Linked DNA regions of Mus musculus: regions 2, 3, 4, 5, 6 and 7 are each linked to region 1. A link is a loop called in an ENCODE intact Hi-C map of the cell type or tissue named here. Cell type or tissue: heart. All regions are shown on one strand. Region 1 holds the start of Sppl2a (signal peptide peptidase like 2A). Region 2 holds the start of Ap4e1 (adaptor-related protein complex AP-4, epsilon 1). Region 3 holds the start of Ciao1 (cytosolic iron-sulfur protein assembly 1). Region 4 has its middle 11 kb from the start of Ap4e1. Region 5 holds the start of Eid1 (EP300 interacting inhibitor of differentiation 1). Region 6 overlaps 1810024B03Rik (RIKEN cDNA 1810024B03 gene). Region 7 holds the start of Trpm7 (transient receptor potential cation channel, subfamily M, member 7).

Region 1 (4,000 bases):
GGGAGCTCAAGGGCAGCCAGTTTCAGACCCTGTTTGGGGGAGGCCAAGTACTTCAGGGACCATACCTAAAACAAGCTTGCTAAATAGGTCAGTGGTGGCACAAGCCTTTAAGCTCGGCTCTTAGAGGAGGCAGAGGCAGGGGGATCTCTGTGTGTTTGAAGTCAGCCTGGTCTACAGAGTGAGTTCCAGGACAGCCAGGGCTACAGAGAAAAAAAAAGTCTGAAGAAAGAATTAAGACAACAACAAAAATAGCATGCTACATAGGTAGCCGTCATTACCCTTGTATCCATGACATCCATCATTACCCAGGTATCTTCTGAGCTCTTTAATAGCAACCACAGTGTGGACTTAACACTTTGTATGTTCTGTTTGGTTTGGTTTGTTTTCTTGAGACAAGATTTCTCTCTGTAGGCTGTCCTGGAACTCTCTGTAGACCAAACCGGCTCCAAACTCAAGAGATCCACAGACCTCAGCTTCCTGAGTGCCCAAAAAATGTGGGTTTATCAAGAGTAGATGTATTACTGTGCTAAATATTGATTTACCTTGAGAAAAATTAGTGGAGCTATGGTATAAGTACGTAAACATTATTTCGTATTAATCATCTTAAGTTCCCTGAAATGAGTTAAGCTTGACAGCTAAGCTAGAGGGCCGAGACATTTACATATCCTGTGAGTTTTCTTTGGACCTAAATGACACTTGTCTGGTTATTCAGTTCCTGCTTTAAAGATACAAAGTAAAGCTACTGTGCTGTCATTCTCTCCTCAAAATACTTTTTGAATGGGTTCTCTCCGAATGCTGTCCAGCAAAGTTCCTAGAACGCCAAAGGCTACCTTAAAAAAAAAAAAAAAAAAAAAACTGTTTGGGGCTTAAACCTTCTCCATGACCTTTTCAAGCCCAGAGTGACAAAGCAGTCTTTCAGAGAAGTGATGGTTTTTAAGTAATAACTACATACACAGTTTACACAACAGTGTGCAAACAATACCGATACAAATTTCCCAACATCAAATGTCAGAAAAGAAAGTGAACAGAAACAAAATCTAAAACACTGAGAGTTAGCTTCTTGGTCACACATTGGAGCTCAAATTACTTTGATCCCGAATTTTAAAACATTATTTCAGCAAATATGGGTATGTGAGCGCATATTTGTTATTTTTTTCTCAACCAGACTTTGACCCTTTTAGACGTCAAACTATTCAAACCTCTCATTTCCCCTTTAAAGGTATTTTAAAGTATACCTATATGAAAACAAAAGCATAATACAAATCCCATAGTATAATCACATGTACCTTACATAGAAGGCACTATCTGGGAGTGAAAGGAAAGTATATAGATATTCATATGGCTATAGAGAGAAATGTATGTGAGCGCAGTCAACAAAAGAGCAGGCCAGAACGCTAACACCTGGAACCCTGTTCACACCGGCCCCTCCATCCGCCTTTTTCTAGGCAAAAGGCAGCAGTAAGATTGGGCTACACAGAGAAGCACAGAAGTGAATTCTTTGAATTAAGAAGAAAAGATGCCAGCACAGTGAAAAATTATAGAGAGGGCTCCAGGACCAAGGAGGAGGAAGCTCCCCACCCACTCCTACCCCCGCCCGCGGGTTTCTCCCAGGGGTTGGGCATTTCGCTGGATTTCGGGGGCTGGGGGCGGGTGAGGAATGCTGGGACTCAAGGACGAAGGCAGTTAACCGGGCCCGGGCAGTGGGAGAATGGGAAGCCAGGGTAGAAGGAGAGGAAGGGGGAGGTAGGGAAGGAGGAGGGATGAGGGAAATCCGGAGGAGGTTAGAGGGAAAGGAAGGGATGGAGGGGGAGGGGGAGGAAGCGGGAGGAAGGGGAGGGAAAAGCGGAGGGGAGGGGAGGGGAGTGCGGCTCTCACCAGTCCGAGCAGGCAGCTCCAGAGCAGGGCAGCCGCGGGAGCGTGCAGCGAGTGCAGCAGCCCCATCCCACGGGCGGGCAGCTAGGCTCAGGCTGCGCTGGCGGCACCCGGACCTCTAGGGTGCAGCCCCGACTTCCTCTTCCGGTCCCTCCCGCGAAACGCTAGGCCGGGACTCTGTGGGTACTGTCAGCTCCTGGCAGAGCCGTTTTAGCTGCGTAAATCCTGGGTTCTCGTTCGGTTCCCCCTAACTGCGGCCGCCGCCCATTCCAAGCCACTGGAGCTTCGGGTTTCAGTTTCCTTTCTGGCCTCTGCCACGTAGCCTCGGGGCGATCTTCGTAAATACGGAACCCAGACGAGGCTCCTCTCCACACTTGGCAGCACAAATCAAAACTCTTCCTCTGCTGCTAAGTTTACGTCACCTCACCCTGTTTTCTCTGTCCTTGGTTTCTCTACTTTCCCACCCGTTAAGATCCACAGACCCTCCAGGCGGGCAGTCTCTGGGGAATACACTCTTGGTGTTCCCTTATCACTTACTTAACACTTCCTCCCTAAAGAGGGTTTCCTAGTACACTTCATCTTAAGTACCCCTTAATTCACTTTCATGCTATGATTTATTTGTAACCTTCATAGCTTTTTTTTTCTTTTTGTTATTTATTTATTTATTTATTTATTGCTGTTGTTGTTCTTGCTTTCTTTGGAAACATCCTCGACTAGTACTGAACTCACTTTGAAGATGATGGCCTAGAACTCAGAGATCTTCCTGTATCATAGGCATAAGTCACCATGCCTGAGGTTTTGGGGGTCCCTCCCCCCATTTTCTTATACTCATCTATGTATCTCCCATGCTGCTATCCAGTTAATGGAAGGATCCCTCTTTGCTCTGTTGACTGCTGTGTCCTTACACACAGAATATCCAGTGTATACTAGGTTGTCAAATATTTGTTGGATGACTATTTAATACCAAACACTGAATAGGACAGTGTTCCTGTTATCCTAAAGGAGGGACACAGCAAGGACTACAGATGTGTGAGCAAACACTGTTACAAAGCAACCTTTCACAAGGAACTCCACAAGGATCCAAGGGAGGTAAAAATAGGGCACCAGGAAGAGAAAAAAAAAAAAAAAAAAAAAAAAAAAACACCAGCCCTAGCTGAGTATAACTGACTATTACCTTCTGTGCAAGTTAATTTCAGCTAGGCAAAGAGGAAGGAAGCATTAGTCTGAAAGCCAAGGGAGGCAACTACAGAACTACAGAACTACAGAACTGGACCTTGGCTGAAGTTAGGAGAGGGGGAGAGTGAGAAGAGGCAGAGGGTGAAATAGTTGCACAGCTTGGAACTTGAGACTTCCTCATTGGCATCTTCCTGGGGGAATTCCTGAAGGAAGCTCTCCCACAGTTCTGCGTGGGTTTTTTCTGTAGTTGTCTGTCCCCTGGCTTCCCCCTCTGGTCCAGTTTCAATCTATTTGTAACCCTACCAGCTGTAAGAACCCCCTAGACAGAAACTGCCTGTCAAGCATTGTTGCATTTACTCTCAGCCACTTTTAGAATCCTTCTAGGACACTGATGTTTAAGCTAATCTCCCCTTTCCACTGGGATCCTAGATACTTGCTCATCTGATGAGAGCAATATATCTGGATTTTAAAAACATTTCCAGATTTAATATACAGCCAAGCTTAAAAACCTTTCATTATTTAGTGTTTCAGAGTGCTGGCCTGGACCACGGCTCCTGACTGCAGTTTCAGCATCACCATCCAAACCTATTGAATCCGAGAATCAGAGAATGAGCATTCCAGAGACCTCATACTGCTACCTCAGTTTAGCTCAAATAAATCTTACTCCTGACCTTCTAAGTTGTCTCAGGGGAACATTTATACTCTTAAGAGCTTCTTGTTGGATGAGAATTCCTAAAATAGGACACGAAAAAAGGAAAAACTATACAACAATAAAATCAAATTCACTTCACCAAAATAAAAACCTCTGTTCTTTGGAAGATATGTTTTTTAAATATTTATTTGTGTGTGTACTTTCATAGACACCTACATGAGCTTATGTCTACTATGTGTGTGCAGGTGTCTACAGAGATCAAAAGAGGACACCAGATCCCAGAACTGGAGTTCTAGGTAA
Region 2 (4,000 bases), 76 kb after region 1:
AAATTCAATGTACATGAGTTATAGAGCCAAGAGCTGGGAAGTCTGAGTTAGGGCCAATGGCCGTTCCGCTGGCGCCCACTTGTGTATAACAATGGAACTTTTTGTAGTGGTTTTTGTTTTGTTTTGGGACAAAATCTCCAGACAGCCTTGGGCGGCTCTTAACTGACTATGTAGACCTAGATGCCCTCGAACTCACAGAGATCCACCTGCTTCTGCCTCCCAGCACTGTGATTAAAGGCCTGTTTGTGCCACTATGCCTGGCTGAAGTCCTAGGCCGAATTATTTATTTATTTATTTTTGGCTTTTGACGTTTGGAGACAGCGTTTCTCTGTATAGCCCTGGCTGGCTTAGAACTCAGAGATCCACCTGCTTCTGCCTTTTGAGTGCTGGGATTAAAGTGTATGCCACCTCATACAGCTCTAAATTGAATTCTTTTAAGCTGTCTAGACCCCGCTTCCGCAGTACCAAGGAATCACCTTGCCTATTGGCTCCCTCTCAGGTCACTGACCACCTCCTTGTGGTTTCTAAAGCTGTTCTATGGCCACGACCTACAGGTTTGGCATTTTTGAGCCTTTTAAGCTGTTGCATAATTTTCTAGCCAATTCAGTATGCTAATGAAAGCTGTGTAAGAAGTTTTAGTGCGGGGGTGGGTGGATATGGGGGACTTTTGGTATAGCATTGGAAATGTAAATGAGCTAAATACCTAATAAAAAATAGAAAAAAAAATAAATAAAAAAAAGAAGTTTTAGTGCTGCTTGAAAAGCAGGAACAACAGAGTTTTGCTTTTTATATAGCCTACCATGTCTCTGTTTCAAATGTGTAATTTTTCTTCCTTTAAACTTTGGTCCAAACAATGACCCTGTTTTACTGGCACCACAGCACAATTTGAAAAAGCTCTATTGGATAAGACGGACTAAGGGGGATAGTGAACATCACCCAGGCCAGGGGAAGGAAAGTTTCACTTTACTTTTTGGCAGTGTAGCCGCGTTCCTTTCACCCGAGTCAGAAATGTATCAGCTTTCCCCAGCATATTTTTTAGGTGGAAGAAAAAAATTGGGGGATGGGGAAAGTTAAGACAGGGTTTCATATAACTCAGGTTTGTTTTGAACTTGATATGGAGCCGGTGATGCCCTTGAATTTTCTTGCTCCTCCTTCCAGTCTCAAGGGCTGGGATTTCAGGCAACAACCACTACATGGCTGGAAAGTAAGTTTTCTAATTTAAACTAGTGAAAGGGCCTAAAGTTAAAAAAACACACACACACATACACACACACACAGTAAACAAAACTTTACGTAGGCATAAAATATTAAATTCTAAAGAAAATCTGTTTTAAATAATTTAAATATTGAGATTTTTCAATAAATTAAACTTTTTTAAAAAAAGATTTATTTATTATTATAAATAAGTACCCTGTTGCTGTCTTCAGACACGCAACAGAAGAGGGCGTCAGATCTCATTATGGATGGTTGTGAGCCACCGTGTGGTTGCTGGAATTTGAACTCAGGACCTTTGGAAGAGCAGACAGTGCTCTTACCCACTGAGCCATCTCACCAGCCCTAAACTTTATCTTTGCATAACTATTCTGTCAGGCAAACTTTTTCTTTTGTTGAGGTGTAGGTACAAGAACAACTTCAAGATTTAAGAAAAAAATTTCACTTATCACAGACAAAGTTTCAGAGATAAGAGCTCCTACAGGTGTTAAGAACACTATAAAGATGGTAGGTCAGGTTTGTAATCCCAGCACTTGGAGGCTGGGACAGGGGAATGGCACGAATTCATTAACCTTGGGAAGTTCGAGAAAATACAAGATCATGCACACACATTTCACCGCTAATAGAATGATCATGAACTTCATGTCTCCAGAGAACTCCTCTCTCCTCCTAGACTCGTGCGCCCCCAGGCGGTGTTTCCCGGAACTTCATCCTGCTCGTCCTGCTCCGGCGCGAATAAAGATTTCTTATTCAAAACGCCGGAAGTGACTACGGAGGCCGGGAGAGTCAGCGCGAAGTAGCCTCGTAGGGAGGCAGCGATGAGCGACATGGTGGAGAGGACGCTGACCGCACTGCCGGGGCTCTTCCTGCAGAACCAGCTGGGAGGACCTGCGGCCTCCAGAGCACCCTTCTTCTCCAGGCTGGGCGGCCTCATCCGTGGCGTCACTGCACTCTCATCCAAGCACGTATGCGGCGGGGTTGGCTGGGCGGGATGGGGTGGGGCGGCGGGGCCGGAGACATCGGTCCGCTGGATGGACGCAGCCGGGCGTCCGCCTCAAGTTGCCTGTACCGACCGACCTCAGGAGGCCGGCTTTCTGATTTGGAGGCCCGAAGACCCTCCGTGTGTTTTCTCATGGGGTGCTTTGAGGATTACATGAGCTGTCAATCGAGTGAAAAAAGCCAGTATGACCTAAAGCCTGAGCTATAGGCTCCTACCAAGTTTCTCCTCCCTGTTGAGATTTTTGTTTTGTTTTGATTTTTCGAGACAGGATTTCTCTGTGTAGCCCGGGCTGTCCTGGAACTCACTCTGTAGACCAGGCTGGCCTCGAACTCAGAAATCCGCCTGCCTCTGCCTTCCAAGTGCTGGGATTAAAGGCTTGTGCCACCACTGCCCGGCTCCCTCTTGAGTTTTAATTTTTCTATTTGGAAGCATCACGTACTCGGACAGACAACCCTCATTCCCACCCCTGACAGGGCTGTTAATCTTTGCAGAGCTTGAGGTTTAGTCTAGACCAACGGGTTGGGCAAAGACGCGCTTTGAAAACTAGTAGTTACTATAGAAGTTATTAAGTTCCCACGTACTTTGTATGGTACTGACTCAAAGCCTCAAGGAGTGTTTGTCTTAAAAACATAATATTGTGTCATACTTTCTTCAGCAAGTATTTATCAAGCACAACTATATGTTAAGTAATGAAAATAGCAAAACACTTTTCTGTCTATTTTCTGTCCATTTTAGACTTAACATAAATAAGTAACTACAGTGCAGTGTAAATGCCTGCAGCATGGAGAAGAGAAACAAGATGCCTTTAAAGGTTTAAAACGGGCTTGTGTTCTCACTGGAAGCTGGTGTGTGGCAGGGCTTGCTGAACATCCCTTAATCATTATTCGTGTACTTAACATCTCTTCGTGCTTTTCTGTTGCTAATTTGTATGAGAGGGCAAGTAAGTATTTTGTGTGTACATGTATGTACTGAGAGAATGTGTATGTGCTGGTATGTGAGGATGCACGGACCCACGGCACATGTATAGGCTTCCGAGAACAGCTTTGGGTCTTAGTCCTTACCTTCCACCTAGTAGGTGAGATCTCTCTTGACGCTTGTTTCTGTGTTGTATATTCAGGCAGGCTGGCTAGGGAGCTTCGAGTGTTCTGTCTCACCATAGGAGTGCAGGGATCACAGGTCCACCTCACCACACCCGGCTTTGTGCTTTTTACACATTGAGCCATCTGCCTCTGCCACCGCTCTGAAAAATTTAGAGAATATAGTTTTTTTGGCTTAGTTTGAAACTGCACAGACAGCCAGATGTGGTATTACTGCCAGATGTATTACTTCTAAGTTTTGTTTTGTTTTTAGATTTGTTTCAAAGTTGTGTGTGTGTGTGTGTTTATGGCATGTGTACATGAGTGCAGATGCTCTCAGAGTCCAGGAGAGTGTGTGTGATCCCTTGGAGCTAGACTTTTAGGCAATTGTGAGCCACCAGAGTGGGTGTGAGGAACCAAATTCTGTCCTTTGCAAGAGCTCTGTGTATTCTCACCTGTGGCATCTCTGCAGCCCCCACCAGCAGTTCGGAATTAGCCACTTAACGTCAGCGACTCAGTGTGTGATTTGAACATAACATTGTATTAGTTAGTGGTTGGCCAGGCCCTAAGTGCTTCCTGAGGTCCAGCACAGGCAAGCATCAGAGTTGACCACACTGGTGTGTGCAGTAGACAGCGAGAGGGAAGATGGGCTGAGGAGGATGAGGAAGAGTAGAGGTCAGGAAGACTGTGTCTGTCTGTCTGTCTGTCTGTC
Region 3 (4,000 bases), 320 kb after region 1:
AGCCCTGGGGTGCAAACAGGTAATAAACTGCTCCCATCCAACCTGTTTACCTCAAAGTCATCCTGGTTCTTCTTCCAAATACAAGTGGTGGCATCAAAGCTGGCAGATGCCAGGTAATTTCCACACGGGGACCAGGCCACTTTCCTAACGGTGCGCTGATGGCCTTCAGAAAGGACAGACTTGCAAATCCAGCTGTCACCTGCAAGCAGAGAACAGGCTAGGCTTTGGAGCGCCATCGATGCCATTCACTAAGTAGTACTTTAAGTGGGACCCTGTTGCTGGGACAAAGTCAGTCACCATTATTACTACGATGCAACCGATCAAGATTCTGAAACTGTTAAACTGCTCTTCAGGCGACTTTCCTCATTTTTCTACCTCAGCAAATATCCCAGTTCCCGCAGCAAATATCCCAGTTCCCGCAACAATTCCAGCCTCTGTTGACGCTGGCACACTCCTTCCCCGACACTTTTCAGAGTAGTGTTTTCCTCGGCACCAGGGCCACAAAGCCAAGCCAGGCCTTACCCTCGGTGCCCCAGATGCGAATTTTACGGTCGCCTCCGCAGGAAGCCAACAGGGTCCCCGAGGGGTTCCAGGCCAGGAACCAGCAGCGGGAATCCGGGTGCGCCGGGACGCGGCTCTGCAGTACCAGAGAATCTTTCATGGCGACTGTTTTAGGGTAAGGAGAGCACACCGAGAGAAGCAACGCGCCAAACGCGCTGGGCACTATAGAACCTTGAGACCGTCAGATGTACAGCTTCTGCAAAATATGTCGCCCTAGGAATTGACGTGCCCGCTGTTGACGCCGCGTGACCTTCTGGGACTTGTAGTCACTCCCCTCATCCTCCGTAACTGGAAGCCTCGCGGGACAGTCCGGAACTACCAGTACCCTGATGCCCTGCGCAAGAACAAGCGGCGCGCGCACACAGTGACGCGCACGGAGGGCAGGGCGGAGGGCCGGAGAAGAAGGAGGCGGGGGTGGGGTGGGGTTGGAGGAAGCCGGAAGTGCATCGGCCAGGGTCCGTCTGGGCGTTGCGGGTTTGGGGCCTGGGATCGTTTGGCCCGGGCAGCTAAGAAGCCTGTGACCGGGCGGAGCGGCGCCATCCCAGCCCTGAGGCCTGCTGACCGGTGAGGAGCAGGGACTAGAGTAGGGAGGGTTACTGAGGCTTAGGTCGCACCCCAAAGTGCGGATTCCCGATCTCGGCGGCCCAGCTGCATCCTCCGCCCCTCAGCACCCCTCTGTCTGATAACCCTGGTCCAAGTCTCCTCCGGTCCCCTTGCCAGTAGCCGATCCCCTCCCCCGGCCCCCCAGTACCTCCGCCCGTTCATCCTGGCATGTCTACAGCCAATGTAGTCCCCTGCCATCTCCGAGCCCTGATCCAGCACCCCTCATCCAGAGCCCTCGGTCCCCGCCCCCCGAATTCCCGCAGTCCTTTGGTCTGTGCTCAGCCCTGGGTCCCACCCCGCAGTCTCTGGTGCGGGCCCTGACAGCTCCGGGCCAGCCGCCCATTGCGTTGCTCTCCACCTGGGTACAGACAGGCTCTGCGCGCCCCGCTGAGGTCGGCGGCCACCACCAACGACCGCAGAGCTACAGCGGGCAGCCCCGGGCATGTATGCCCCTGGAGGTGCCGGGCTGCCGGGAGGGCGCCGGCGGAGAAGCCCGGGAAGCAGCGCTCTTCCCAAGCAGCCGGAGCGGAGCCTGGCCTCGGCCCTGCCTGGCGCCCTGTCCATCACAGCGCTGTGCACTGCCCTCGCGGAGCCCGCTTGGTTGCACATCCATGGAGGCACCTGTTCCCGCCAGGAGCTGGGGGTCTCGGACGTGCTGGGCTATGTAAACCCGGATCTGCTAAAAGGTGAGAGCGCTGAGCTCCTGCTCTCTTGGCTTGAGGGGCGGTGCAGAACAGATATGAGGCTGGCTGAAGTATAGATAGCCAGAGGCAGTCATTTGTCAAAGGAAACAGCCCCATTCTTGCTTGGTGTTCATGCCCACCAGGTGGCTCTGTTTGGGGGTCTAGCCTCTCATTAATTTTGATGTTATTCAGCCAAGCACCTACTCCTCACCGTCATGCTAATCCAAACTGCTGCTATTTTAGGTTTCTGCCAGAGGTAGGTAGAAGAAAAAAGGGTGTTTGTCAGGTATTACAATTAGCCTCCCCTTTCTAACGGACATGTGAGATGCAGAATAGTCGTTTGGGGCAGCTCGATCGATGGAGAAATCAGAACTGTTAATGTGACCAATTGTAAAAGACATTTTAGTATTCTATGATAATTGGATTTACAATAGAGGGGACTTGTGGCATCCCAGGTCATCAGATATCAGTTCTATTAACACCTTCAACAGTTGAAACTTGGTTTTCCATGCCTTTACAGGTATGCCATATTAAGACGGTTGCTTTATTCATCAACAGATTTCCCAGACTAGCAGGCAGAAGAAAGCATCTGGTCTGTTTATTGGATGAGATAGGAGTCTAGGGCTTAGAGGAGGGCCTGACTCAGGAGCCTCCTAGCTCCTCCTCGGTTTCTAGGAGTGAGGAGAAAGGCTGTGCAGTATGAAAGCAGAAATGTCCTTCCTGATTTTAAACATAAAAGTGGTCAGTGGGACCCAATGGTCACATCTTGTTGCCTTCAAGTCCTTTGAACTAGTCTCAAAAGTCCTCACCTTTCTTCTTTGACACTCTTTAGTTCTAGTATGTTCCTATTAGATATGTGCAAGGTGTCTCATGAATGGCTCAGGCCCTAGGATTTGGTGAAAAGGTCAGCGCCCCCCTCTGCATTGAAATAAAAACCCTGCTGTAGGTCTATGCTGAGAAGCCCTATCCTGTCACCTGGTGGTGTCTTTGGAGGTGAGTTCTTGAACAACTTGCTTCTCTTTGCATATTTGCACATTCAAGACTTTAGGATGGTTTTTTATAGAAAACAGGATGAAAGCTTCTGGTTGAGATATTTTTTACCCTCTTCCTGAGTTTGTCTCTTTAAGACCAAGATTGGGGCTGGTGAGATGGCTCAGTGGGTAAGAGCACCCGACTGCTCTTCCGAAGGTCCGAAGTTCAAATCCCAGCAACCACATCGTGGCTCACAACCATCCGTAATGAGATCTGACTCCCTCTTCTGGAGGGTCTGAAGACAGTTACAGCGTACTTACATGTAATCAATAAATAAATAAACCTTAAAAAAAAAAAAGACCAAGATTATAGGCTGGCTAGAGGTGTTCTTTAGCATATACCTGATGGCGCAAAGGCTGTGGAGTTTGAATCTGGATGCCTTTCCATTTCTTTGTGCTCACCTTCATTCAGGCCTTGTGGCTTTGATACCATGGTGTTTCTGTTTCAGGAGCTGAGTGTCACCACAAACTGGGAAAGAGTTTATGATGCTTGTCCTTTGCGGGTCATCCCTGGGATGGGAGGGTCATAGCATTCAAGAGGTGGAGAGAGGCAGTCTGATTTCATCCTTGTGTCAGAGATCCAGGAAGAAAAGGGAAGCGAGCTCTCCAGGCTTGCCCTGCAGAGCGGCATCGCTGACACTGCCTCCTATCAGTTGATGCCAGAATCCTTAAATGTTTATCTTTTGTTTTTCTTCATCTGTTGTAAAGAAGGATATCATGACACCCTGTGTGTACATTGCCATCAGAGGCATGTTAAAAGAAAGTCAGTTCTTGTGCAAGTCTCTGTTTGTTCACAGATATATTTGCCCTAAGAAATTATCCAGACCTTCTCAAACGTTGCCTTAACCATTCCATTGCATTTGCTACATTTGCTACATGTTTCGATCTCTTAGCCTGTGTGCGTTTGCCTTCTCTGCCCACTTCCTTGGCCATGGAAGCCAGGATCACTTGGCTCCTGCTATAAATAGGAGCATTGGCAGTGGGGCCTTGTGAGCCACTGCAGAAGGCAAGGAATCTGGTGTCTTGGAGCTTCGGTCTTCTGCTCTCTACCTCTGTGTTTTGGGTGTCTAGTAGACTTTCAGGCATGTGGTATCCTATGTGACTGTTGATTTTTAGGCCGAC
Region 4 (4,000 bases), 64 kb after region 1:
CAGAGACCAGAGAATCCTTGGAAGCTGCTGGGCCAGTCAGGTGTCGTATAAAGCAACTGTCGTATAAAGACAAAATCCAAAGAGGAAAAGATGCAATGTCTGGATTCTCTCACGATAGAGCACATGTGAGCATGGCAGACATATACACAGATAAAAGGCAAAAAAAAAAAAAAAAAAAAAAAGGTATGCTCATGCACTTCCCACTGGAAGTCAGTTCCAAACTTTGATAATTCCTCACAAGCTATTCTTTCTGCAGCTCTCAATTTCCATACGAAGTGAGTAATCTCTGTGTAATAGACCAGTAACATTACAGATTTGGAAATAGACCTAAGGAGACTTTACCAAAACTCATGGACAGGCAAAGGAAGGGAAGATGCAGAGTGGGGGTTATACTAAGGTAGCTGCGTTTCATCAGTAATGTTTTAAAGGTCATTTAAAAATTCTAATACAGCCAGGCATGGTGGCACACGCCTTTAATCCCAGCACTCGGGAGGCAGAGGCAGACGGATTTCTGAGTTCGAGGCCAGCCTGGTCTACAAAGTGAGCTCCAGGACAGCCAGAGATATAAAGAGAAACCCTGTCTCGAAAAACCAAAAAAAAAAAAAAAAAAAAAATCTAATACACTCTTACAAGAAATTTCCACAGACACACATACTACCAATGTACCAATACTAGAGAGTCAGCATAAGTTACCAAGAGGATTTGTAGCTGTGTGGATCTTGATCTGATCTAATCTAGGTATTTCCAAATGTTACGGAAGTATGCGTGAGAGCATAAGAAACTCTATCTGGGGCTAGTGGATGGCTCACTGGGCAAGAGCACTGACTGCTCTTCTGAAGGTCCTGAGTTCAAATTCCAGCAATCACATGGTGGCTCACAACTACCCGTAATGAGATTTGACACCCTCTTCTAGTGTGTCTGAAGACAGCAACAGTGTACTTATTTATAATAATAAGTAAAAAAATTTTTTAAAGAAATTCTATCTGGAGAAAGGTATTTCAAGTATTGACTTATCAAAAAATTGCTTTGTGCTTCTCCTGTGAATTTTAGTCTGAGAGAGAGAAGGCAATAGGAGAGAATAGGATCAACAAATCATAGCCAGGATTGGGGTGCCTGAAATCTAGTCCTAGCACCTAAGAGGAGGTAGAGGCAGGAGGATAAAGCCATGGATTTGAGGCCAGCCTGGTCTACACTGTGAGTTCTAGGAAAGCCAGTGAGAGTCTGATTCAAACAAAACAGGAACTAACAACAAACGCCAAAATAAAAAAGAAAGAAGCCACAAAATAGAGGATAGAAGATAATAGTCATTAACTTATCCAGAGACAGAGTCTTTGAAGGCAAGCCCCACATATTCTGTAGAAAAACAAGGCCTTCCTACTGTTTATTATTGAGTACCGCACTTACAAACGGTCTATTTTGGTTTACTTCCTCTTTGGAATGATCCTGGCCTTGGGATCCAGTTGGCTTTCTTTTCTTTCTCCTCTGAGTATAGACGGTCATCTAGTGACAGCAGAGAGAACTGCAGCTACCCTCCAGCTATTGAGGAAGCTTGTTGGATCTGCAATGAAAGGAGTTAGGTTGGCATTATTCACCACAACAGAGACCACCTTGTTTGTTTGTTTGTTGTTTTGTTTTTCGAGACAGGGTTTCTCTGTATAGACCTGGCTGTCCTGGAACTCACTTTGTAGACCATGCTGGCCTCAAACTCAGAAATCCGCCTGCCTCTGCCTCCCGAGTGCTGGGATTAAAGGTGTGCGCCAACACGCCCGGCATCAGAGACTACCTTAATACTGCCATCTGTAAGCCTGTCTCCTAAGCACTCCTCCTACCAAAGGCCACTTTATAACATTGTCTTCTTGTGTCCCTCTTCCCTGAGAGAGTATCTTAAGATCAACTTAACAACAGGCTTTGTAACACTGTATTCTTGTGGGTCATTGATACTACCTCAAAAGCTAGATTTGGAATACCTTCTTCTTGTACATAGCCTCCAACAGAGACACCTCTTTTTTCTTCATTATTTTAAATTCCTTTTATAACTTTTTGAGAGCTTTGCACATGAGCATTGAGTCTCTATCCACTCCTTGCCTTTCCTCATCCGTCAAACTGCTCCAGTGTCTATCCCTCCCAATGCATGGCCTTGTCTTTATTATTTTTACATATACATATATAAATACATATGTGTATGCATCCTCTGAGGGCATTCAGCATTGCTTATATGTACAATTATCTCGAGTTGACCACTTGGGATTGCACATCCTATGCAGGGCTGGCTCTCCTGGAGGAAAGTCATTCTCTCTTTCAGCAACTATTGGTCATTGTAGCTCTTCTAGGCGTGGGTCCATATGGAACATCCTGTGTCCACATTGGCATGTCAGCTGATGTTGTCTTTAGCCAGTCTTCACACAATCATTAGTGGGTGCATTTGCCCTGTCATGCTTAGGGGATACTATCTAGTAACAAGTGTCCTGGACCATGAGTCTTATAGTCTTTCTGCCCCTTCTATGATTTTCCTTGAGCCTTGGGCGTAGGGCTTGTTTTGAATACGTGTCAGTTGGGGTTGGACACCCCACAGATCTGTAATCTCTGCGTTTTGACCAGGGTGGGTCTCTGTAATAGTCTCCATCTGTTACATAAGAAAGCTTCTTTGATGGGGTGTGAGAGCAACTCTTATCTTCAAGGTTCAAGGAAGAGTTTAGGATAAAGTTAGAAATTACATCGGTTTAGGAAAAAGGCAGGATTAGGGTCTCCACTCGGGTCTATGAGCTCTCTGGCCACGGGTAACCAGTTGGCTAGGATTACAGTACCAAAAGTGGATTTCTGCCCATTGAGAAACCCTGGATGTCCTGGAACAATCCAATTAGACAGCCATGGTTACAAGATAAAAGCGACTATTGACCATGCGAGCTATCTTGCTTTGTTATGCCTATGGTCCTTGGGTTTCACAGCTGGATAGGCCTATAGATTGCTCCTCTCACTGGGCAGCTTGTTTAGCACCTGCATGTGTCGGAGCTAGTCCTCTGCAGGAGGCGCCCATCTCAGTTCCAGTTCAATTTCTCCAAGTCTGTGTCTGAAGTGTGTGGTGTCTTCAGCAATAAGGTCTTGCCTTCAAGTTCTGGAAGTCAACCGAGGGCAGTGGCAATGATCCATATTGGTTTTTGGTTTTTGTGGGAGGTTGGTGGGCGTGTTGTTGGAATTCTTGTATTCTTCTGACAGTAAATCAAGGGGAGTTTCCCATACCTGGTACTGAGCCTTTTGCGGGGAGCATCATCACCTCGGGTACAGTAACTCCATTTAAATAAATAAATGTGTTTGCTCACTCACATAACATGCCTTCAGAAAGCTGAATCAGACTTTAGTGAGCATTTATTTTTTTTTTTTTTAGATTTATTTATTTATTATATGTAAGTACACTGTAGCTGTCTTCAGACACACCAGAAGAGGGCGTCAGATCTCGTTACGGATGGTTGTGAGCCACCATGTGGTTGCTGGGATTTGAACTCCGGACCTTTGGAAGAGCAGTCGGGTGCTCTTACCCACTGAGCCACCTCACCAGCCCCTAGTGAGCATTTATATATGCCCTGAATGTTAAATTGTGTATTTAACAAGAAAGACTTACAGAACATCTCAACTTTTAAAAATGTTACCTTAGGGCTCAAGAGATGACTCAGTGATTCAGAGTACAGTTTGTTCTTCCAGAGGATCCAGGTTCAATTCACAGCACCCACGTACAGCACCGCTGCATGGCAAGGTGTTTAATAGTATGTATGATTTATATTCAATGATAAAGGGTTTTTATAAGATTGATTGATTGATTGATTGATTATATGTAAGTACACTGTAGCTGTCTTCAGACGCACCACAAGAGGGCATCAGATCTCATTACAGATGGTTGTGAGCCACCATGTGGTTGCTGAGATTTGAACTCAGGACCTTTGGAAGAGCAGTCAGTGCTCTTACCCGCTGAGCCATACAATTAAAATGTAATTTAAAGTTTTAAATT
Region 5 (4,000 bases), 1.3 Mb before region 1:
CTTGGCCTCAAATTAATTCAAGCAATCTGTTCTGGTCTTTTGCCTCCTGCACACATTCTCTGGCTTATTCTGTCTTCACGTGTGCCTAGATTTTTTTTTTTAATTAGTAAAACTGCCACTTCCTTCCTCCCTCCCTCTTCCTCTCTTTTCTGCACAGTTCTCTCTTAAGTAGCCTCTTTTTCCTCTCTCTTCTTGTGAGAGTTGGGCATATCCTATTCTGTCAAATCTTTTTCTGATTTGTCACTATTTCTGCCACTCAATTAGAAATCACTTTCAAACACGGGTGCTCCCTTCTACAAACTAACTTTACCTTCATCAGGATTAAAGATGTGTACTAACGGTTTTGTCTGAATTCCAGCTAAAGGGATGAACCGGTGTGCTAAGGCTGAGCCACACCACAACTAGATTCAGCTTTTTTCAGTAAACAGCAATCTCGGTGTTCACAGTGTGATAAAATATCCGGCAACACAGTGAGGAATCAAGGAATGACACTCTGGAAAGTATTCTCGGAGAGAACCCCTGTACAATCTGTGACTGGTGAGCACTACAGGCTCTTGACAGAGAGCCCCCCCCCACCCCCCCGTGACTGAGCAGTGTCTTCAAGGTTTACACAAATCTGGATGGTCATTATAGACTGGCCTTGTTAGCCTTGGCTGACAACTCTGATGGTGAATGGGATTCCCATCTTGGATTAAATCTGACTGATAATCTGCTTAGTCTGCTTGTGGGGAACATTCTGCAAGAGAAACGGCAGTGCACACAGGACACACAGATCTCACGATTTTTATGTTAACTGAAAACTTACCAGATGATAACTCAGTGGCTACTAACACCACAGAGGGCTAGCAGTCCTTCTAGTAAGCCTGACCTTTTAAAATCCTGACAGAGGAAACATTTGCCCAAACCACTGTGGGTGTTTTGTTTTGTTTTGTTTTGTTTTCTACCTGATACATGAAGCATTCAACAAATTGCAATATTGAAAAAGACATGAAGTAGTTAATATTCTGCATATGAAAATTCTTAGGACTCACAAAAAGAACTTGTACAAATCTAAACTTACAGGGTCCCCTCCAGAGGCAAATGAAATCGATTGCATTTGGTGATTTGCAATAATCTGGAAAACAAAAGCAAATTAAACATTTTAACACTATAATGTGTTTGATTTGTTTCTACTTACTTAGCATCCCTTTAGAAACTATACTGTCTGCATTCTAAAATAAACTCTTGTTGTTGTTTTGCTATTGGGATTGAAACTGAAGTATTGTGTATCCTAAGGATTTACTCTACCATTAAGTTACGTTCTCTACTCTCATCTGACCCATGGTGCCTTTCTCTCTGCCCTATTCACCTAGGTAGACATACGTTCTAGGTCTAACTATCCAATCAGCAATCTACTCAACACCGCTCTCTAGATACAGCCAATCAGTGTTTTGTGGGAGAAGCTGGAATCAGTAGTAGAAGGAAAAATATCTCTCTCTGCCACTAAGGAACACCCACACTTGCCCAATGGGGCCATCTTTTGCTGTCATGTGAGTGAAGCCTTCTGGAATATAAAAATTTCTTTCCAGAAAAATTGAGAGCTGAGAGTTAAAAAAGCAGACTTGGAAACATGTGTCATCAATTTAACCAGAACATTTCCCCCCTTCCCTTCATACTCTTATTTATTTTTTCTGTTTATAGACTTAGTGTATTTACTTTTGTTTAGTTATTCACTACTATGTATCCAAACACACTAATATTAAGATTTCTAACATGGGGGATAGAGAGGTTGCTCAGAGGTTAAGGACCCTGGTTCCAGTCCCAGTACCAACATGTTGTCTCAAACAACCTGTGACTCTGGTTCCAGAAGATGCAAAGCCCTTTTCTGGCCTCTAGGGGCACAGAACATGTACATAGTACACACAAGTAGGCAAAACACCCACACATAAACCTAAAAACGATTGAAAAACATAAAGACTTCTGATATCACTAGCCAAATAACTGCACTAATTTAACCCAAAATGATTGTTTTATTGGAGATTCTAATTTGTTTGCTTGTGTTTGGAAATCACAGTGCAATAACTGACTTGTATAGGTTTTAAAGGTTAATTAAAATGCCAGCTATGCAACTACCAATGAATCCTGATTGCAGAACTGTGAGGCAGAACCTACGAAGGCTGTACATACAAGACAGCCAAGCAAAACTGCTCCTAGAAGCATACTCAACAATAATTGAATAAAGTTGTGCAACAAGATGTTTCCTTAGGAAATGAAATAACTAGGCTATTTATAATAGCCCTGAATTAGAAGCAATCCTGAAGGTGACTATTGTGATATTCAAATAGTAGACTGCTTAAAATATGACAACATATTTGTTGGGTTAAAAAAGAAGTCAAAACAAAGAATATATCAATACATCGTTTCATTTATCAAAACTGGCAAACTTTTTATTGAACTATTTGCATAAAGTCTGAATTGTGGTTATTCACGAGGCACAAAAAGAGAGAAGAGTGGTTTTCTGGGATCCACGAATGATGCCTTTTCTTCTGGGTAGTAAGTAAACAAATATATGTAGCTTGTGATAATTAAGCCACACACATTACCTGTGCACTTTTCTCTATTAACATTTCAATAAGAACAAAAATCAACATGCAAAGATTATATTCCAATAACAGCTCATGAGAAACTTCATTTAATGGATAAAGAGGAAGATTTCATACAAATATGTTCAAGTATGTAAAACTAGTAAGGATCATGTAACACTTTGGAGAAAAGTTCGCTGAAGAATATAAAAAATGACCATTGGCAAAAATTATATAAGATAAAGAGGAATGCTATGGAGCATTGTCTCTTGGACATGACAGGGCCATTGCATCCACGAATAATAAACTAAAGCTATGGAAAGATTATAAAGATACAATCAAGGCTGGAGAAATGGCTCAGCAGTAAACAGCATCGGCTGCTCACACTAAGGACCAGGGTTCGACTCCCAGTAATCACAGGGCAGTGTACAACTGACTTCGTTTCTAGGAGTTCCAACGCCCTCTTTTGGCCTCTGTAGGCACAATGCACACACGTGGCACACAAACATTACAGACAGGCAAACAAACGCATACACACGAAAGAGAGATCAAATTGATAAAACTTAAGTTTACTTATATTAATTCCATAAAACAATACGTGGTAAGGGTGTGGATATTCTCAAACACTATTGGCTACAGTTTAAGTTTGTAGAGCAACCGTGGCGCGTGATTATCTGTATATATTTAAAATATGTATAGCCTATTTTCCACCTTTCTTTATCCTAGTACTCACACATGTATGTGGTTTAGTTTCCCCATGGTATATACGTGTGGACATACACACAATTTATCTTTGGTTAGGTCAACTTCAATAAATTCAGAAGAAAAAAACCGAAAAGTTAAATTTTCTCAGTGCGCAGGACGGGACTAGTGGGATTTGAAATGGTGAGAGGTAATGGACATGCTGATCACAGGAACGCTGGGGAGGCAGGGAGGTGGAGGAGAGATGGCATCTGTGACAGAAGGCCAGGGCTTTCCATCTAGGCAAAGCAAGCACTTGGCAAGGAACTTAGAGCTGGTCTCCAGGTGGGTCACCAGCGGAAGCATCGCGGGTCCTGAGTGGGTGTGAGGGTGAGGTGGGAGTCCGGGAAACATAGGGGGTGAGGGGTGGGAAGGGAAGAGCTCGCGCCCGCGCCCGCGCCCGCGCACCACGCCCCCCCCCCCCCCCGTGGACCAAGCGGCCTACTCGCCAGCACACGCACGCCATGCTGGCACGCGCACCACGCCCGCCTACCCGTTTGCGCACGTGAAACGTGCTCCGCACGCGCATCACGCATGCCCACTCGCCTGCGCACGCGCCCCCCCCCCCCAGCTCGCGCTCCACGCACGCCCTCTTGCCTGCGCACGCGCACCACGCCCGTTCGCGCGCCCGTCTCTGCAAAAGGTTCCTTTTTTTTTTCCACCTTGGTCGAGTCGCTTCCACCATGGCGGAGATGGCA
Region 6 (4,000 bases), 270 kb after region 1:
TGTTTTTCTTAGGAACTCTGGCTAACATAAAGCATTCCAGGTTTATCTCTAAGTAACTCAGACAGACCTCTTCCTCTGCTTTACCATACTCTTAGTTCGTCGGTGGCCAGGGGGTGGGGGTGGGGCTTTCTCACTTTACAGATACTGTTTCCTTGATGGTCACTCTGACCTGCAAAAGCCTTTTCTACAATATAAAGTTCTTACCCCCACCAAACTGCTCCTCACGGTTCTTAAAGTTCTTTACTGACCTGGATATTTGCTGGGTCAAACTTTGCTTAGCTCTTCACGTGAATGTTCTTTTATCTGTCCTCGTGAACTGGGGTTCAAATATAGTGTCTCTTATTCTAAGTTCCCTCAGAACTCAGATCTCCTGTTCCTGCTTCGCTGGTCTTCCAGCCCCTGCCATTTAGGGGGCCTTCAGATGGAGTTAGCCATGTGTTACTATTGGCTGTGATATGCCAATCTATTAGGCATGTACTTCCCTCAGACAGTCTCGGGTCATGCATTCTGACCCTTAATGAAGGATGGGAAGTTGTGTTTCTCAGTTTTCCTCCTTTCACAGCTGTCAGACTGATTCCATTTGATTTCTTTCTTGTCCCAAAGCCCCATGAGCTAGATTGCACCAGGCTCTTTTATTGCTAATTTAAAAGCTTTCCCTAATTCCTGAAGTTTAAGTGCTGAATATTTCCTGATAACCCTAGGTTCTTGTAAGAGGCCAACAGTAAGGCCCTTCCTGCTTTTTTTATTACAGATTTTTCTCTCCTTTCCCACCAAAGTTTGGACTTGAAGGGCATATTCTATTTCTCTTATCACCTTTATCTCAACTGTTCTTTTCCTCATTTTGTTGGCCAAACCAGAGGTTTAGATGAGGAGGATGCTAGCCATATCTCCCTTTTCCTATTTCAGTACATTCTTTAAACAAATGACCCTCACGATCATATCTGGTGGATGTGATATGGTGTTTCTTATACTAAATAAGTTTTCCTAGAGGTGTCCAGTTCCACACACAGTATGAAGTTTTTCCACTAACACCCTGAATCTTATAGTTGCCCTATATATATTTTGGCTACTCCACAACTTCCATTTGAATTGATGGAGAACCCAAAAGTTAAATGGCAGATTTTCTTCAGAATTCTATTTATCTGAGTCACATCTACAAAATGGTATAGGACCTAACTAATTAGTTATGTATATTGGAAGACACAGAGTCCCAAAATCATGTAAGTACTAGGAAACGTGAATGTGCCTTCATCAAGGAAACACCAGCCATTTCCTCAGAAGAAATCCCGAGAGAAGATCTACAAAATAGCATTAGAAATATTTTTAATCGCGTACCAAATCCAAGAATAAAAGCTTCTTTAAAGCAATGAAAATATGGCCATGGGTCGGATGCAGCAGGTTAGGTAGTGTGGTTGCGGTGGTGGAATTTGCTGAGCATTTCCTAGACCTCAGTAGGCATATCGGTGGCTTTTCCCAAGGTTGCCAAGACCCGGCAGCGAGAACACAAGAGAACGAAGCCAGCCTGGCTTTTGAAAACACCTGGGTTCTGGAAAAAAAGAAAGATTACAAACTTCGAGCAAATGACCATCATAAAAAACAAGATTTCTTCACAATTCTCTGGAAGAAGGCTCTTGAAAAAATTTCAGAAGAATTCTACATTAAAGTGACTCCGGCCAAAATCCAGGATGGAGTTCGTATTTTTAAAGAGAGCAAGGAAGAAGTAACAGCTGAGCAGCTAAGCTGATGAGAACTCAGAACATCAAGTACATAGAGAGGAAAAGGATTGCAGAAGCAAAGAAAATTGAAAGACTGAAATCAGAGCGCCATCTGCTGGATTTCCAGGGAGAAGCAGCAGAATAAGCACCCCCTTCCCTTCCCCTCTTCATCTCAAATGCTGGGATTAAAGGCCTGTCCCACCACCACCCAGCTGAAAATGTAACTTTTAAAGATAAAAAAAAGTTATATGTAAGAGAACTCAAGGCTCATTCTAGATTCCCTCCAGTGGCTTCCCAGAAGACAGGTAACTAGTGAGCAAGAGTGGACACTGATAACCTCATCAAATTACAAATGACACCACATCAGAGTCCCTTCCGCCTGGATGGAAAGGACTCCTTCAGGTACTTCTAACCACTTGTTCTGCAAAACTTCAAGAGCTAAATCTTAGATTTATATTTCTCAACTCAAACTTTTACCCACTTCTGAGGACACACTCAAATGGACTCCAGGAGAGCTGAGTAAATCTCATCTTCTATCACAGTGGTGAGTGAACACCATACACACAGAACTCAAACCATCCTCACAATATTTATACCTCTCTCTTCCCATACCTCTAAAACCCTTTTAGATTTATATATATATTTTTAAATTGTCTAAGTTACCTGGAGTTTTCCTTCGTGTGTTTCCTAAATGATAAGAAATCTAAAGGTGCTCACTGCATCAGAGGCCACAGAAAAATGAAACGGGAGAACTGATTTCATAGAGTTGTCCTCTGATCACTACACGTACACCGTGGCACTTGCACCCCACCACACAAGTCACCCTGTCTTGCACAAATCATACATATATACACCCATTAAATTTAAATAACAGTAATCTTAATTTTAGTGAAACTACATATGAGGAAGATATTATCTCTCACCATGCTTTTGTTGTAGTTACTTGCTTATCTACATGTTTTTCCTTAAACTAACTCTCCAACCTTAAATAATGAAAAAAAAAATAGGGCTGGAAAGATGGCTCTGCTGTTACGAGCATTTGTCGCTCCTGCAGAGTACCTAGGCCCAATTCCCAGCACCCACATGGCAGTTGACAACTATAACTCTAGTTACAGGGGCCCTGGTGCCCCTTTGTGACCTCCCCACACAACAGAAAATACAAGTAAATATTTTAAAAATAGAGGCTGGTGAGATGGCTCAGTGGGTAAGAGCACCCGACTGCTCTTCCAAAGGTCTGGAGTTCAAATCCCAGCAACCACATGGTGGCTCACAACCATCTGTAATGAGATCTGACGCCCTCTTCTGGAGTGTCTGAAGACAGCTACAGTGTATTTACATATAATAAATAAATAAATAAATATTTTAAAAAATATATTTTAAAAATATTATCCAAAGGGGATAAAGAGGTGGCTCAATGGTTAAGATCACTGACTGCTCTTCCAGAGGTCCTGAGTTCAATTCCCAGCAACCACATAGTAGCTCACAACCATCTGTAATAGGATCTGGTGCCCCCTTCTGGTGTGTCTGAAGAGAGCGATGTTTGCAGTTACGTAGAATAAATAAATAAATAGAAAAAAATTATAATTTTTAAAGTTATTCAAGACTGTCAACACTTTCATAAAATAATTCTCTTATTTTCAGTATAACATTCAGTTTTTAAATTGACAAGGGCACTGGGCGTGGTGGCGCACACCTTTAATCCCAGCACTTGGGAGGCAGAGGCAGGCAGATTTCTGAGTTCGAGGCCAGCCTGGTCTACAAAGTGAGTTCCAGGACAGCCAAGGCTACACAGAGAAACCCTGTCTCGAAAAACCAAAAAAAAAAAAAAAAAAATTGACAAGGGCTTATTTTATATCTTCCAAGTGGAACTCCATTTGGGAAGGTAACTATATTTGAAATGCAAATTCTTAGACCCCCTAAACGATAAAACTTCTTCCTACTAATAAAGAAGAAAAAAAGTAAATGAGTCCAACCTAGGGTTACTATGCTGCTCTTACTGTTAAATATGATAAGGTACAGCTTGTCACAACCATCCATAGCTGCAGCCACGGTGTTTATGAGTTGGAGGCAGGGGGATCAAGAGTGCAAGAGAAGTCTCTGGATAGCAAGTTTGAAGCCTGCCTGGACTCCAGGAGATCTTTTCTCAAAAACCAGATAAGGGCTAGAGAGATGGCTTAATGGTTATGAACACTGGCTGCTCTTTGAGAAGACCTGGGTTCCAACCCCTCCACACACATGGCAACTCACAACCTATCTGCAGCTCCAGTCTCAGGGGATCTGACACC
Region 7 (4,000 bases), 58 kb before region 1:
TTGTCACAATACCTCTGACTAGAACATTCTAACTTCAGTTTTGCAAGTTCTTACTTGGATAGACCACTTCAAAACTTTTACTCACCCATCCCCAATATTAAAAACTGAACCAAAGCATAACACATACTAGGTACGCAATCAATCAGCCAGTGAGCTATGTGCCCAGTAATAAGCATTTTTTTCAGTTTATATTTTAAGTAATGCCTTCAACCATTATACCTGCACATTTTAGGTAATGACCAATTACAACATGGTTTCATTTTACAGCTGGTTATAAACAACACTAGAAATACTAGTCCACAAAAGTTACCTATTTATTTTGCTTTTTCAAGGCAGGACTAAACTCAGAGATCTGCTTGCCTCTGGTGCTGGGATTAAAAGTGTGAACTACCATGCCTGGCATAATCCTTTGATTTTTGACATCTTAATCACTTTCTTTTCCACCTTTACCCAAGGAACTATCTCCCTGGCCTGTAATAGACTCACAAAAATAACAACTTACAGTAAGAATTATACAGTATAGACCCATTATTCCTAAATGAATTTTTGGACAGACTGACCTAAAAGGTGAGGAAACTGAATTGAATTATTGAATAATGAGTCCACGTTTTAGCCAGGCATGGTGGTGCAAGCCTTTAATTCCAGCACTCAGGAGGCGGATCTCTGAGTTAGAAGCTAGCCTTGTCTTGAAAAAAAGAAAAAAAAAAAGACGATGAGGAAGGAGGATGAAGAAAGAGGGAAGAAAAGCAAAACACAAACAAATTTAAGAAACACATTTTAAGCTATCCTAAGGTGTTACTATAACTCAGATGCATAGTGTAATGTAAACCACTCAACTCACTATTTATCAGGAATTAAGCAGGGAAAAAAAATAAAATTAACACTCTTAATTCTAAAGTTAGACTGTTCTCCTTACAGAATCAACAAGTTTATGCATGTCCAAACAATACTATGTGCCATATACGGTGAATTACTTACAAAACTAAAGCTATTGTTTTTTTTTGGGGGGGGGGGATCTTTCATCTGTTAATGAAAACGTTTTAAAAAATATGTAACCAGTATGTTCAAATGTATGCTGTTTACCATCTAAAATGAAAAACTAGATATATCACTGAATACTCTGTGCTTAACGGCTTTCAAGGCACTTGGATTCAACTCACCCTCCAGTAGAGTCCCTTAAATCAAAGCCACAAGTATTTAAATGAAATGATTTAGCGGAGACAGAGGCACTTTAACTTTCCTTTCAGAAACTAGGAAAAGCCAGGCGACAGACACCTGTGATTCCAGAGCTCAGGAGATGGACGCAAGAGGATAAGGAACTCAATGATAGACTCAGGATTTGAGGCCAGCCTAGGCTGTGTGTAATCCAGTCTCAAATAAAAGGAGTCTTCAGCGGCTGGAGAGATGGCTCGGCGGTTAAGAGCACTGACTGTTTTTTTCTGAAAGTCCCGAGTTCAAATCCCAGCAACCACATGGTGGCTCACAACCATCCCTAACAAGATCTGACTCCCTCTTCTGGAGTGTCTTAAAACAGCTAGCTGCAGTGTACTTACATATAATAAATAAATAAATCTTTAAAAAAAAAAGTAGTCTTCAATAACTTTACAAACGAAAGTGAGAAATGCAGTATTTATTCACATGTACTTTATAAGTAAGACACTTCTAAACCTAGCCCTAGCCCGACATGGTGGCGCACGTCTTTAATCTTGGGAGGTAGAGGTAAGCGGATCTCTGAGTTTAAGGCCAACCTGGTCTGTCTACACAGTGAGTTCCAAGCCAGCCAGGGTCACAAGCGAGACCTTGTCTCAAAAATAAAGAAAAGGCAGAAAACTAAACCTGTCTGACTTCGGCAAAGAAACACCAGTTTGCATAAAGCCTATCAAGTTAAACTACTGAGCAGGAATGCCTTTCCTGCTCAGATCCTAGATCTAAATGGCTTTCTTTGTAAGAACTCTCCAAATCCGGTTCCTGGCCTTAACAACAAAAGCTCTAGCCAACGCTGCAACACACCGACTCCCTCCAGTCTGCACATTGGCTTCAAACTGTCTGGGACAACAGATGAGGTAGTTCGACGCAGACCTGGCAACGCACGGTCTCAGCCTCCCAGGAATTGTCCCTTCCCTGTCGCCTGCTAAACAAAACCCCGAACCACATCGCAGTCTACACCGTCAAAATCGCTCCCGTTCTATTAAACAAAATAATAGTAGAAAATGTACCTGTAGAGCGTCTGCGGCACAGCCACCAAGTCACAGCTCGGAACCCGCGCCCTTCTCCTTGCCACACCACCCCAGCCCTCCCTCCCTTTCCGTGACGGCTCCGCTGCGAGCGGTGGCGCCCGGAGGGTCACGGAGCTCCCCGGAGCGCCGCCCAGGCTCCCGCGAGGCCCGCCCGCGCCAGGCCCGGCTCCGTACCATTCTCCTCACGGGGCGGACTCCGGAAGGGCAGCGGCTCCTCCTCCACCTCCGCGGCCTGCAGCCATCTATCGGAAAGCGTCTCCGGAGGCGGTGGCACGGGCCACCGAACAAGGACAGCCCCGGGAAACCTTCTCAGAACTAACTCAGCTCCAGCGCTAGCAGCAGAAGTCGAGTCTTTCATAATTGTGCGACCAGCTCCGCCGGGTGACTGGCCACAGGGACGCGCCCGCGCCCGCCTCCGCCGGAGACGGGGCCGCGGCAGCCACGTGACGGGGCCGTCGAGTGCGTCGCGCGGAGGGCGTGTCACGTGAAGGGCGCGCTTACTGCGGCCTGCCCCTAAGCTCCGCCGGCCGGGAAACGCCGAGCTGCTGCTTTCCCTGGTGTTGCTGGCTTCGGCTTCCCCTGCCTCTGTCCACGAGAACTTGTTCCGCTTTAATGACCAGATTCCCCGGCTTCGCCAAAACTTAGCTCCCGGCCGCGCACGCTTGTCTGTTTCTTTTGCTATCGCATCTGTCTACGTTGGTTATTAGCGATCTCTTCCCGCACGTTATCCTTTCCCATCAAGGGTGCAATCCGTTTTTTTTTTTTTATCAACACTGCTATTATTAGTGACTTATTTTAGGTGTATGTGTGTTTTGCCTCATGTATGTCTGTGTACCATATGTGTGCAGTGTCCTCAGAAGACCGTGCTAGATCCTCCAGAACTGGAATTTCAGACATTTAGTGTTATTTGAGTTCCTTTGTAGCCCAGGCGCCTGGCCTAAAATGACCTTGAACTATGGATTCTGCCTTTAACCCCACACTGCTGGGATTGCCGGCTTTTGCCATCCTGAAAGTTTTTTGTTTTTTGTTTTTTTTTAGATCAGGAGTAGTGGCACATGCCTGTAATCCCAGCACTCCGAAGGCTAAGGCAAGAGGACTGCAGTAAATTCCAGGCTATCGAGGATTAGAATGACACCATCTTAAAAACACAAAACCAAACCTGCTTTTGGCACATCATCTTTCTGTATGTATATTATGGGTATGGAGAGTCTTGGAACCAATTCCCTACAGAGACCTAGAGACATTTTTTCTTACAATTTTAAAGGCTCCTCTGCCTGAAGGGCTGTTCTGCCTCTATCTTTCCTCTTTTAACTCTGGCTAATCTCAAATTTACTGTAATCCTCCTGCCTTAGATATACATCTTTAAGTATACATTAAATCAATAGATGCAAAACCTAACAAAATACAAATGTGTATTTCTTTAGATTAATAAAATGTTCAGTATAATTTTATTTCCAATTATTTTCCTTCTTTGGTTGGTTGAGTCAACCTAGAACCTAGGTATAGGGCGAGCCAACTGCACTAGCCTGCTCTGTGTCTATAGATGGACTGTGGATGGACTAGCTGAAGTTTCCTACAATGTGCACGTACCTTGGTTTGGTTTAGCTTCTTCCATGCTGCATAGTTATTATCTCCCAAGCAATATGACCCACAGTTCACTGAGCCAAGCCTCTTCAACAAACTAATCCAGCCACTCACTCTTTCTCTTACAAGTTTTGTGGTGCTTATAAATCATCTTCAGGCATTCCCCACCTTGTAGGCCT

The links. Hi-C counts contacts between places; a loop is a spot of excess contacts. Peaks named below come from ENCODE experiments on the same cell type or tissue, not always from the same donor. Only the 100,000 strongest peaks of a DNase experiment are listed, where the experiment ranks them.
Region 2: it touches region 1 in a loop (6-fold over the local background); 22 of 42 quality-filtered maps call a loop at or near these places.
Region 3: it touches region 1 in a loop (5-fold over the local background); 2 of 42 quality-filtered maps call a loop at or near these places.
Region 4: it touches region 1 in a loop (5-fold over the local background); 23 of 42 quality-filtered maps call a loop at or near these places.
Region 5: it touches region 1 in a loop (4-fold over the local background); 2 of 42 quality-filtered maps call a loop at or near these places.
Region 6: a loop joins it to region 1, with 2.6 times the contacts of the local background. A loop is called at or near these places in 2 of 42 quality-filtered maps.
Region 7: a loop joins it to region 1, with 6 times the contacts of the local background. A loop is called at or near these places in 13 of 42 quality-filtered maps.

Annotation. Positions count from the first base shown.
Region 1 is chr2:126,931,072-126,935,071 of GRCm38, forward strand. It overlaps Sppl2a (signal peptide peptidase like 2A), which reads right to left and starts at 2,164. Exons shown (of 15, transcript NM_023220.2): 1 at 1,876-2,164. The coding sequence starts at 1,941. In heart, a CTCF peak has its summit at 1,991; a DNase peak (open chromatin) is centred at 2,030; H3K4me3 peaks cover 1,974 bases; H3K27ac peaks cover 2,116 bases.
Region 2 is chr2:127,006,724-127,010,723 of GRCm38, forward strand. Ap4e1 (adaptor-related protein complex AP-4, epsilon 1) reads left to right here and starts at 1,988. Exons shown (of 21, transcript NM_175550.3): 1 at 1,988-2,177. The coding sequence starts at 2,031. In heart, CTCF peaks have their summits at 76 and 1,903; DNase peaks (open chromatin) are centred at 118, 978 and 1,948; H3K4me3 peaks cover 2,091 bases; H3K27ac peaks cover 1,347 bases.
Region 3 is chr2:127,246,960-127,250,959 of GRCm38, forward strand. Ciao1 (cytosolic iron-sulfur protein assembly 1) reads right to left here and starts at 857. Exons shown (of 7, transcript NM_025296.4): 1 at 523-857; 2 at 51-199. The coding sequence starts at 661. Tmem127 (transmembrane protein 127) reads left to right here and starts at 989. Exons shown (of 4, transcript NM_175145.4): 1 at 989-1,125; 2 at 1,533-1,850. The coding sequence starts at 1,607. In heart, CTCF peaks have their summits at 845 and 1,971 (motif pointing right); DNase peaks (open chromatin) are centred at 892 and 1,882; H3K4me3 peaks cover 2,270 bases; H3K27ac peaks cover 1,945 bases.
Region 4 is chr2:126,995,488-126,999,487 of GRCm38, forward strand. No RefSeq gene overlaps it. Among named protein-coding and RNA genes, the nearest start is that of Ap4e1, 11 kb to the right of the region's middle. In heart, a CTCF peak has its summit at 1,507; no DNase peak of the experiment used is centred here; H3K27ac peaks cover 371 bases.
Region 5 is chr2:125,669,207-125,673,206 of GRCm38, forward strand. Shc4 (SHC (Src homology 2 domain containing) family, member 4) reads right to left here. Exons shown (of 12, transcript NM_199022.2): 5 at 1,061-1,114. Eid1 (EP300 interacting inhibitor of differentiation 1) reads left to right here and starts at 3,894. Exons shown (of 1, transcript NM_025613.3): 1 at 3,894-4,000. The coding sequence starts at 3,986. In heart, a CTCF peak has its summit at 1,878; a DNase peak (open chromatin) is centred at 3,975; H3K4me3 peaks cover 655 bases; H3K27ac peaks cover 682 bases.
Region 6 is chr2:127,203,305-127,207,304 of GRCm38, forward strand. All of the region lies in intron 1 of 1810024B03Rik (RIKEN cDNA 1810024B03 gene), which reads right to left. Among named protein-coding and RNA genes, the nearest start is that of 1810024B03Rik, 3.0 kb to the right of the region's middle. In heart, CTCF peaks have their summits at 1,837 (motif pointing left) and 3,236 (motif pointing left); no DNase peak of the experiment used is centred here.
Region 7 is chr2:126,873,563-126,877,562 of GRCm38, forward strand. It overlaps Trpm7 (transient receptor potential cation channel, subfamily M, member 7), which reads right to left and starts at 2,699. Exons shown (of 39, transcript NM_021450.2): 1 at 2,412-2,699. The coding sequence starts at 2,414. In heart, a CTCF peak has its summit at 1,525 (motif pointing left); a DNase peak (open chromatin) is centred at 2,689; H3K4me3 peaks cover 2,838 bases; H3K27ac peaks cover 2,456 bases.